3 separate regions of the Homo sapiens genome follow, and all the other regions are linked to region 1. Evidence: chromatin contacts called from ENCODE Hi-C data. All regions are on one chromosome and are shown on one strand. Each heading gives the region's core, a stretch centred on a gene start or an enhancer-like site at or near the end of the contact. The rest is flanking DNA. Distances are from core to core; before and after follow the strand shown.

Region 1 (3,400 bases), core at 625-3,124:
GGAAGAGGGTGGTATATAGGGAAGGGCCAGATAGGCAACTTCATTTGGCTTGTGTGCATCTGGCCTGGAACTGGTGTTAAGCCAGGCTTTTGCTTGTTTGTTGCCATCCCTCACCCTTTGCCATTTCCCTTTTCAGAGAATGTAAATGATTTTCATGTTAGGCCAAAATAAACAACTTATAGGGTACATATGTTGTCATAAAAGGTAAAAGTGATGCATGCCAAACCAAACTAAACCAATTTGGATTATCTGCTATTCGGGTAATCTTCACAGAAATGACTGAGAGAAGAATCTGCAGTTTACTGAGGGCATTTCAGTTCCTCCTACCACCTCAACAGGACTTTGTCCAGACTCTCCTCCTCTTACCTTTGTGCCTTGACTGTGGTTCTTTGTGGCAAGATACTTTGGTTGGTTAAAATAATATGGAACAAAGGATCCACTGAAGTGATCTCTGTGTTGTGTGGTAATTTGGTGACAGCCTTGTACTGATGTGTAAGAATCACTGGGTGTTAGACATGCATGTTCCTGGGTCTCACCCTTAGTGGTTAGTCAAGGTCTGGGGTGGGCCGGACATCTACATTTTATTTATGAGACAGAGTCTCGTTCTGTCGCCCAGGCTGGAGTACAGTGGTGATCTCAGCTCACTGCAACCTCCGCCTCCCAGGTTCAAGCAATTCTCCTGCCTCAGCCTCCAGAGTAGCTGGGATTACTATGGACTATAGCCATGCACCACCACACCCGGCTAATTTTAGTGGAGACAGGGTTTTGCCATGTTGGACAGGCTGGTCTCGAACTCCTGAACTCAAGTAATCTACCTGCCTCAGCCACTCAAAGTGCTAGGATTACAGGTGTGAGCCACCGTGCCCAGCCTACATCTACATTTTAAACACACCACTCTCATTTGAGTCCGAAAACCCTTGTGAAACTAGTTCCAGAGGAGGTTTCAGCCATGTCCTTCCTCCCAGCTGGAGCCCTGCTTGTCTGTCCCCGCCTGGCACTGGGTCTGAAATTGGAGAGAAGTCATCCTCTCCTGACTTATGCTGCCCTCCCCATCTCAGGGTTCATTGATCTTCTACCCCTCCAATTCATGTCCCTCTGCTTCTGACTTCAGTAACTGATAGTCACTATGAGTCACAGGACACCAGACAGAAGAACTGGAAGATAGAAGAGGTCAGAGGGAGGGGTGTGAGGTGAATGTCAGTGTGGGGAGTGGGGTGAAGTTTCAGGGGCAGGGGATGCTGTTGACAGATTTCTGTGCTGTACCTAAGCCTAGGAGTTAGAAACCATTCACTCAGAAAGTGAGGATCACCTACTGTGTGTCCAGCACTGCATAACAGGAAGTGTGTTTCTTTGGTAGGTGGAATAGTAGGAGTAAACTGTGCTTTCTGAGGACCGGGAGTCCTTTTCCCTCCCTCCAGCACCCTCATGATCCTTCCCACTTTCACCCCCACTGGCACCAGTGCTTTTTTTTAATGTATTACCTCTGTGCCTTCCGTCTGTAGATCTTACAGGCATCTGCCTCGGACCTCAGGAGAGTAGGGCAGAAGCTCTAGCTGGGTATAAATTGCACATAACCATCTCCCCAACGTAGCTACATAAAGAGACCAGCCTTCTGTCCTGAAAATGGCCGATTTAAGATCCTCACCTGCTCCACTAGGTCTCTAGGTGATATAATTGGTCATGAGCTTGAGGAAGACAAAAGCACTGAAAATTCATAAAGGGACCCTGGGCATGGATTGCTGGGGTTGTGTTTAGAAACCGATGAGTTTGTGAGGCCTCCGGGAGGCTCCCGAGGGCGCGGGGACTACGTTTCCCAGGAGGCCTCGCGCGGACGCCCGGGCGGGGCTGTGCGAGGGGTGGGGCTGCGGGAGGCCCTGGAGCGCGGCGGTGATGGCGGGGCCGGTGAAGGACCGCGAGGCCTTCCAGAGGCTCAACTTCCTGTACCAGGTGAGTCTGCGACAAGGGCCCCACGGGGACGGTGCTCGGCGTCCCAGAGTGACTGCTCCCCTCCCGCAGGCCGCCCATTGTGTCCTTGCCCAGGACCCCGAGAACCAGGCGCTGGCGAGGTTTTACTGCTACACTGAGAGGACCATTGCGAAGCGGCTCGTCTTGCGGCGGTGAGACAGCCACGGGGCGGGCGGCGGGCGGGACGCGGGAGGAACGCGAGAGGGAGCGCGGGCGCCAGACCACTATCCTCCTCCGCCCCCAGGGATCCCTCGGTGAAGAGGACTCTCTGTCGAGGCTGCTCTTCCCTCCTCGTCCCGGGCCTCACCTGCACCCAGCGCCAGAGACGTGAGTGCTCCAACGGAGGTGGAAGACTGCGGAGCATTGGGGGCGCGGAGGGGGGCGGGGTGGGGGGCGGGCACTGGAGGCCAACAGCGCCTTTCTCACTGTAGATGGATGTTGGGTGTGGGATTCGCAGGAGTCTTCCTTCTTCGGGTTTGGATTAAGTTCCTAACGCCACTTGCACAAACTAGGGTTTGGGCTCGGCTGTTTTTTTTTTTTTTCTTCCAGTGTGGGCAATAAATAATAACTTTTAAGAGGCAACCCCACCCATGCACAATAATAGATGTTGTTCGGCTTTGTGGAGGACGATTCCCATCACCATTCATTTATTAAGCAAATACTTATTTTCTAAAATGTGTCAGGTACTGTGCTAGATTCATTATTCTCATTGAAATTACGGTCTGATGGGACAGACTAAGAAACAAAATGGTGTAGAAAAAGATTAACTGGGGGAGTAGAATGCTCACTTACTCATGCCAGTGGTGGCGAAGTTTATGATAAGCAAAGGGAGTGAGAGATGGAAATTCTAGGCATGTGTGCAGACTCTGAGACAAGAGAGCTTGTGGTGCTGTCAAAGAAATGAGAGTTCAGGAGGCTGGAGTTTGAGGTAGGAGGGCAAAACATGAGACTGGAGGGGGAAACAGGCCAGTTCTTGAAGTCTTGTTAGGGAGTTTGAACTTTATCTTAAAGAGTTCCAGGAAATCGATGGAGCTTATGCCGAGGCCTGACACCATCAAATGTGCATTCAAATTGGGGGTGTGGTGGGGGAGCGGGGATACCTACTGAAAAACACTGGAGGCAAAACTGGCAGCAAGAGACCGTTACTTCTAAACGTGGACAGTCTTTTTCCCATGTTCACCCTAGGCTGCAGGGGACAGCGCTGGACCGTACAGACCTGCCTAACATGCCAGCGCAGCCAACGCTTCCTCAATGATCCCGGGCATTTACTCTGGGGAGACAGGCCTGAGGCCCAGCTCGGGAGCCAAGCAGGTGAGAGGTGAGGGAGAAAATGGAGGACACCCCAGAGGATAGGGACAATGGAGAACGTAGAGTGAAGAGGACACATGGACAGGTTCTGGGTTGGTGTGAGAAGTACCACAGTCAGAAAACTAAT
Region 2 (3,400 bases), core at 550-3,049, 370 kb after region 1:
GCACCTGCCACCATGCCTGGCTAATTTTTGTATTTTTAGAAGAGATGGGGTTTTGCCATATTGGCCAGGGTGGACTCGAACTCTTGACCTTGGGTGATCCGCCCACCTTGGCCTCCCAAAGTGCTGGGATTACAGGCGTGAGCCACTGCGCCCCGTTGTTTTTCTTTCTTTTTTAGCCCATGCTTTTTATACTTTTACCAGACCACCTCAGTTTGATCAGATGCAACTGCAAAAAATGATAATAAAAGATGACATATATAGAAGCTTCCTATGTGTCAAGCACTGTTCTAATTACTTTATATCGACTCTGACTCATTTAATCTTCACAAGAACCTTGTAAAGTAGTATTACTATCTTCCATTTCTTCAGATAAAGAAACTGCAACATAGCTGGGTTAAGATTTTCAGATCTCCTTGAAACATACATAAGCATATATAAGGTTAAGACTTGCCCCAAATCACTCAGATGTCTCTCCTCTAAAATCTTGATGGTTTTTCGTGCACACAGAATAAAATCTAAACTCCTTAGCGAGACCCTCCATGATCTGAACTTCACATCTTGTAACGCCTACCCCTCGCCCGCAAAAGCCTATGGTTCAGCCAGACATTTTCCCCAGTCTTCGAACACACTGTTCTTGTCTTCCCACATCTTCATGCCTTAGCCCAATTCCTTGGCTTTTTCCCACCTAGTTTTCTGGTCCAACTTCTACCATCCTTTAAGATTCAGTTCAAATGTCACTTTCTTTCTTTTTTTTTTTTTTGAGATGGAATCTCGCTCTGTCGTCCAGGCTGGACTGCAGTGGTGCTATCTTGGCTCACTGCAACCTCTGCCTCCAGGCTTCAAGCGATTCTCCTGCCTCAGCCTCCCGAGCAGCTGGGATTACAGGCGCCCGGCATCACGCCTGGCTAATTTTTGTATTTTTAGTAGAGACGGGGTTTCACCACGGTCTCGAGCTCCTGACCTCAGGTGATCCGCCCACCTTGGCCACCCAAAGTGTTGGGATTACAGCAGTGAGCAACCGCGCCCGGCCTCAAATGTCACTTTCTCAGCAAACCCTTTCCTGGCGTGTTCCCTGCCTTCTCGTGTTCCTGGTGTATCCTGCCTGTTCCACAGTGGTCAATGGATTTGTGCTTACTCTAAGATCTCTCGCTATATTGTAACCATTACTTTCCATTTCTGCCTTCACACTCACCCACCTCCAGGACTGGATTAGGGGAACCGTGTCTTTCCCCTAGGGTCCATCATATTCATTCAATGGTTATGGTATACCTGTTTGAAGTATTTGGTATACATCTGTGAACCAAACATGAAATCGACCCTGCCCTCGGGAAGGCTCATCACCGAGCCTACTGATGAAGGAACAAATGAGATGGAAAGAAAATAGCATAAATGGAATTCACCTGAAAATATGCCACTCTAGAGGGAAACTGTTGACAGGTAGGGAAAGTAGGATGCCCCATGGATAAAGTGTCAACTCCGTCTTTATGACAGGCCAACTCAGCGGGTGCCCACCACGCTTGGCTCCAATTCAAAGAGCCACCATCTTTGGTCCCCACCTCAGTGGGTTCCCTTGTGGCCCGACGTCTCCCTGTGTCTTCATACCTAAACTCGGAGCGGGGCGCCAGGTAAGGATGAGTATTACAGTCCGAGAAGCGAACTTCCAAGTCACCTCCGCCCAGTCGCACCCAAGGTACGCCCCTCCCGCCTTCTGGGGGAACCAAGATGGCTCCCGGGGAGCCGTGGGCCAGGCCCCTAGAACTCACCTACTTTAAGTCCCCGCGCGCGCCACCAGTAACGGTCGCGACCCAGGTGGAGCGACTGCGTGTGCCGAAAAAGAGCTTATTTGCTGATTGGCTTCTGCCGCTGTCTTTCACAACCGCAGCCAGTCGAGCGGAGGCACACCCAAAGCCCCGCCCCCTTAGAGTTCAAATAGGTGGTGTCTCCCAGGCTGCTGAGATCAGTTAATGAGACGGTAATTGAAGGCCGCCGTGCGCCAACAGAATAATGCACGTCGATTGGGCAGCTCCAAGGGACAACCCACTACCGCTTGCCCGCCCACCACCCACTTCCCGCGCAGTTCCAAACCGCGACCAGAGAGTCTGGCGCCAGCTGCCGGCAACGGATAGAGGGGCTGTGTCATAGACGTCCGACGTGTCTGGTAAGGCCAGAGCGCCTTTCCTCGGTCCTCCTAGACATGGTGTCCGCTGACTCATGAGAAATGAAAGTGGGTTGCGCGTTGCAGTCGTGGCTGGAGGCTGCAGTTTGGAGAACAGCCCGTAGGCGTGGCAGTTCACTCCTGTTGCATTGGAATTTCATTTCCTTTTGATTTGGTTTGTAGTAGAAGTAATATCTTTCTTCCTGGGAATACGTCTCTGACGGACATTTTGAGGTCATTTTCTTAAATCCAAGATCCTAAAGATCTGTAGTCGAACAGAGAAAACTGGTTTGCTCTCTGTCTTAAAGGCTGTCCCCACCTTTCGAGGGGCGAGGGAAGGATCATAAAATCATTTATTTTTATTTTTTAATTAACTAATTTATCTATTTTTTGAGATGGAGTTTTGCTCTTGTTGCCCAGGCTGGAGTGCAATGGCGCGATCTCGACTCACCGCAACCTCTGCCTCCCAGGTTCAAGCGATTCTCCTGCCTCAACCTCCCAAGTAGCTGGGATTACAGGCATGCGCCACCACGCCCAGCTTATTTTTGTATTTTTAGTAGAGACGTGGTTTCTCCATGTTGGTCAGGCTGGTCTCGAACTTCTGACCTCAGGTGATCCGCCCGCCTCGGCCTCTCAAAGTGGTGGGATTACAGGCGTAAACCACCGCATGCGGCCATCTATATTTTATTTTTTGAGACGGACTTTCGCTCTTGTTGCCTAGGCTGGAGTGCAATGGCGCGATCTCGACTCACCGCAACCTCCGCCTTCTGGGTTCAAGCAATTCTCCTGTCTCAGCCTCCCGAGTAGCTGGGATTACAGGCATGCGCTACCACGCCCGGCTAATTTTGTATTTTTAGTAGAGACGGGGTTTCTCCATGTTGGTCAGTCTGGTCTCAAACTCCGGACCTCAGGTGATTCTCCCGCCTGGGCCTCCCAATGTGCTGGGATTACAGGCGTAAGCCACTGCGCCCGGCCTATTTTATCTCACAATAAGACATGAAGAAAATGGTAACTATAACACTTGCATAATTCATAAAGTCCTTTCTGTTGGTTATCTCAATTCTGTGCACAACAGTCAAATAAGCAGATTTTACAAACGAGGAGCTGGAGCCCTGCAAAGTTAAAGGACTTTCCTAGGATCCTACAGCTAATATAGAGACAAATTGAAACAAGTTATCTGATTGTGTATTTTGAGTTATTTCTACTCCCACAAAATGACTGTGTTCATTTCCCTAAAACGTAAAG
Region 3 (3,400 bases), core at 520-3,019, 330 kb after region 1:
GCCCGAGCTGGCTTTTCTACCACTGCCTTTCGTGGTACCTGTCAGTAGAGGGGAAGATAAGGAGGTCTGAGCAACTCCTGATCTCTGCCCTCCCACTTAGCTCTGTTCCTAATTTAAGCAATTACTTAGTCTTTCCTGCCCCCGCGGCCCGGCCCCACTGTCAGGCAATGGCGTGATCTCGGCTCACTTCAACCTCCGCCTCCCAGGTTCAAGCAATTCTCCTGCCTCAGCCTCCCAAGTAGCTGAGATTACAGGCACATGCCACCACGCCCGACTATTTTTGTATTTTTAGTAGAGATGAGGTTTCACCATGTTGGCCAGGCTGGTCTCAAACTCCTGACCTCATGATCCACTCACCTCAGCCTCCCAAAGTGCTGGGATTACAGGCATGAGCCACCACACCCGGGCACAATTACTTAGTTTTAAACCAGCTAACCAGCATTCATTCTCTTTCTTCCTCATGGCTTCACCCCATCTTCATCATCCTGAATGGGGTTTTTTATTTTTTTTTACAGACAGGGTTTCACTCTGTCCCTCTTGGGCTCAAGGGATCCTCCCACCTCAGGCTCCTAAGTAGCTAGAAACACAGGTGCACACTACCACGCTCAACTAATTTTTAATTTTTTTGTAGGACGAAGGTTTCGCCATGTTGCCCAGGCTGGTCTCGAACTCCTGGGCTCAAGTAATCCTCCTGCCTCAGCCTCCCGGGGTGCTGGGATTACAGGTGTGAGCCACTGCACCCGGCCCCCTCTGTTAATTAAACGACTGAAAGGAAGTTCAGAAGATGAGGGGGGCCGGGCATGGTGGCTCACGCCTGTAATCTCAGCACTCTGAGGGGGCTGAGAGAGGATTGCTTGAGCTGAGGAGTTAGAGACCAGCCTGCGCAACACACCAAGGCCTCATCTCTAAAAATAAAAATAAAAATAAAAGATATTAGCCGGGGGTGGTGGCGCGCGCCCGTAGTCCCAGCTACCGGGGAAGATGAGGTGGGAGGGTCGCTTCAACCAGGGAGGTCGACGCTGTAGTGAGCCGTGATCTTACGACCGCACTCCAGCCTGGGCGACGGGGCGAGCGAGACTGTGTCTCTCAAAAAAAAAAAAAAGAAAGAAAGAAATGCAGAAACTAAGATCCCTACTGAATCGCAATCTGCATTTTAACAAGAACCTTGGATGCATGTTAAGAGTTCGAGAAACACCGTTCTATTGCGCTTAACCCGACACACCTAAGCCCTCCTCAATCTTCTCCACTGAGCTGGGCGTCCAGCAGCTAGCACAGTACCTACGCGACAACGGACAAAGAATAAGTGCTTGTGAACTGAGCTTTCTTAACTTCTCGATGGACCGTTAGGCCAGCCTCACCGGGACAAATCACAGGGCCCCTCCCCACCCCTGCCGACACCTTGTTCCAGAGTCTCAGGGCGAAGTCCCGGGCCGGCCCACTGAGATCCAAGGTATCAGTGTCTCGTAGGCGCTGCACGAACTCCTCGGCAGAGGTGCAGCGCTGTGCGGTACCGATCAGAAACTGGGCGACGTGCCGCTCGCTCAGCCCCAACACCGAGTGCAGCTCGTCCTGAACCCAGCGCTCCAGACCCGCCGGCGTCGCCATGGCGACTCACGCTCCCTGCTCCCGGCCCTGAAGCGTCGGGCAGCCGCGCTCACTGCTGGGCCGGTCAGAGGCCTGGAGCCCTCGGCTGGAGCCTCAGCTTCGCAAGTCAGCTACCTTGGGACCTCTAGGATCTTCCGACATCCCAAAGCTGTCTTCCCGTACCGCGGAGCCCGGAAGGGGCTGTACTTTTTCGGCCTCTAAGCACTACGGTGGCCGAGCGAGTTCAAACCTCGCGGAACCATACCTGAAAACTCGGGGTAATTCTTTTTTCTTCATTTCGCCTCTGTCCAGTTTCTCTGACGCCCCCTGATGGTCAGTCTGTGAGTGCTTCGCTCACGCATTCATTCAACAAGTGAAATTAATTTAATGGATGCCTAATGTGTGCTCATTGCTTTCCGTCCCTGGGATATAGCAGAGGACAAATCAAAAGTTCCTTACCAAATTTACATTTTGCGGTGGGGGAGGGACAGGATACATAATAAAGAAAGTATGGAAATTTTATAGAGCCAAAAACTATACAAAGTAAGGGAGGAATGAAATTCTATTTCAGATTGGAAGATCGGGTCCATGCTCATAAAACATATTAGCATTGTTGGCCGGGCGCGGTGGCTCATGCCTGTAATCCCAGCACTTTGGGAGGCCAAGGCGGGCGGATTATCTGAGGTCAGGAGTTCGAGACCAGCCTGGCCAAGATGGCGAAACCCTGTCTCTACTAAAAATATAAAAATTAGCCTGGCGTGGTGGTGTGCGCCTGTAGTCCCAGCCACTCGGGAGGCTGAGGCAGGAGAATCATTTGAACATGGGAAGCAGAGTTTGCAGTGAGCCGAGATCCCACCACGGCACTCCAGCCTGAGCAACAGAGGAAGTCTCTGTCTCAAACAAACAAAAAAGTGACCGTTGCTAGGACTGGTTTGCCTGCAGCAGGAGTGAAGACAGGTCAGGTATAAGGGAAGACCTCTAGGCAGGAAGAAACTGGGGAACTGGGGAAAGTTGTTAAAGACAAAATCTCCAAACTAAGGAACAGGCAAACTGTGTTCTGCATTTTTGCTTAACAGCTTGAGAAAATCACTGGTGGCTGCTTATTTAAAAGTAAGCAAGGCCAGGTGCAGTGGCTCTTGCTGTAATCCCAGCACTTTGGGAGGCTGAGGCAGGAGGATATCTTGAGACCAGGGGTTTGAGACCAGCCTGGGCAACAGGGTGAGACCCCACCATCTCTACAAAAAATTAGCCAGGTGTGGAGGTGTGCACCTGTAGTCCCAGCTACTCTGGAGACTGAGACAGGAGAATTTTTTTTTTTTTTTTTGGAGACAGAGTCTCGCTCTGTTGCCCAGACTGGAGTGCAATGGCACGATCTCGGCTCACTGCAACTTCCGCCTCCCAGGTTCAAGTGATTCTCCTGCCTCAGCCTCCTGAGTAGCTGGAATTACAAGTGTGACAAGCACATGCCATCACGCCCAGCTAGTTTTTGTATTTTTAATACAGATGGGGTTTTACCATGTTGGTCAGGCTGGTCTCAAACTCCTGACCTCATGATCCGCCCGTCTCGGCCTCCCAAAGTGCTGGGATTACAGGCGTGAGCCACCGCACTGGGCCTGAGACAGGAGAATCTCTTGAGCCCAGGAGCCAGAGGTTGCAGTGAGCCGAGGTCAGGCACTCCAACCTAGGCAACAGACCAAGACTATGCTCAAAAAAAAAAAACAAACAAAACAAAAAGCTGAATTTGTTACTCGATGCTCTGCTGTCTGATTTGTTTGATCCTGCATCATACTTTTGTGATTAATTGCAGTTACCAGGC

What was found. Hi-C counts contacts between places; a loop is a spot of excess contacts on that map. Pooled maps may share reads with other maps.
Region 2: a map with no recorded cell type shows a loop between it and region 1 (9-fold over the local background). The contact joins the promoter of MDC1 here to the promoter of RPP21 in region 1. A Hi-C loop is called at or near these places in 1 of 168 maps with a recorded cell type or tissue (PC-9), 2 of 37 single-sample maps with no recorded cell type and 6 of 50 pooled maps.
Region 3: a loop to region 1 is called in a pooled map, with 4 times the contacts of the local background. The contact joins the promoter of DHX16 here to the promoter of RPP21 in region 1. A Hi-C loop is called at or near these places in 2 of 168 maps with a recorded cell type or tissue (CD8-positive, alpha-beta T cell and posterior cingulate gyrus) and 8 of 50 pooled maps.

Annotation. Positions count from the first base shown.
Region 1 is chr6:30,343,282-30,346,681 of GRCh38, forward strand. RPP21 (ribonuclease P subunit p21) reads left to right here and starts at 1,875. Exons shown (of 5, transcript NM_024839.4): 1 at 1,875-1,947; 2 at 2,017-2,117; 3 at 2,210-2,292; 4 at 3,151-3,276. The coding sequence starts at 1,891. It overlaps TRIM39-RPP21 (TRIM39-RPP21 readthrough), which reads left to right. Exons shown (of 10, transcript NM_001199119.1): 7 at 2,017-2,117; 8 at 2,210-2,292; 9 at 3,151-3,276. It overlaps TRIM39 (tripartite motif containing 39), which reads left to right. Exons shown (of 8, transcript NM_001369521.2): 8 at 1-448.
Region 2 is chr6:30,715,482-30,718,881 of GRCh38, forward strand. It overlaps MDC1 (mediator of DNA damage checkpoint 1), which reads right to left and starts at 1,800. Exons shown (of 15, transcript NM_014641.3): 1 at 1,764-1,800. RefSeq lists enhancers at 449-1,196, 1,945-2,692.
Region 3 is chr6:30,671,237-30,674,636 of GRCh38, forward strand. It overlaps DHX16 (DEAH-box helicase 16), which reads right to left and starts at 1,770. Exons shown (of 20, transcript NM_003587.5): 1 at 1,399-1,770; 2 at 1-38. The coding sequence starts at 1,605. RefSeq lists enhancers at 1-289, 1,485-2,081.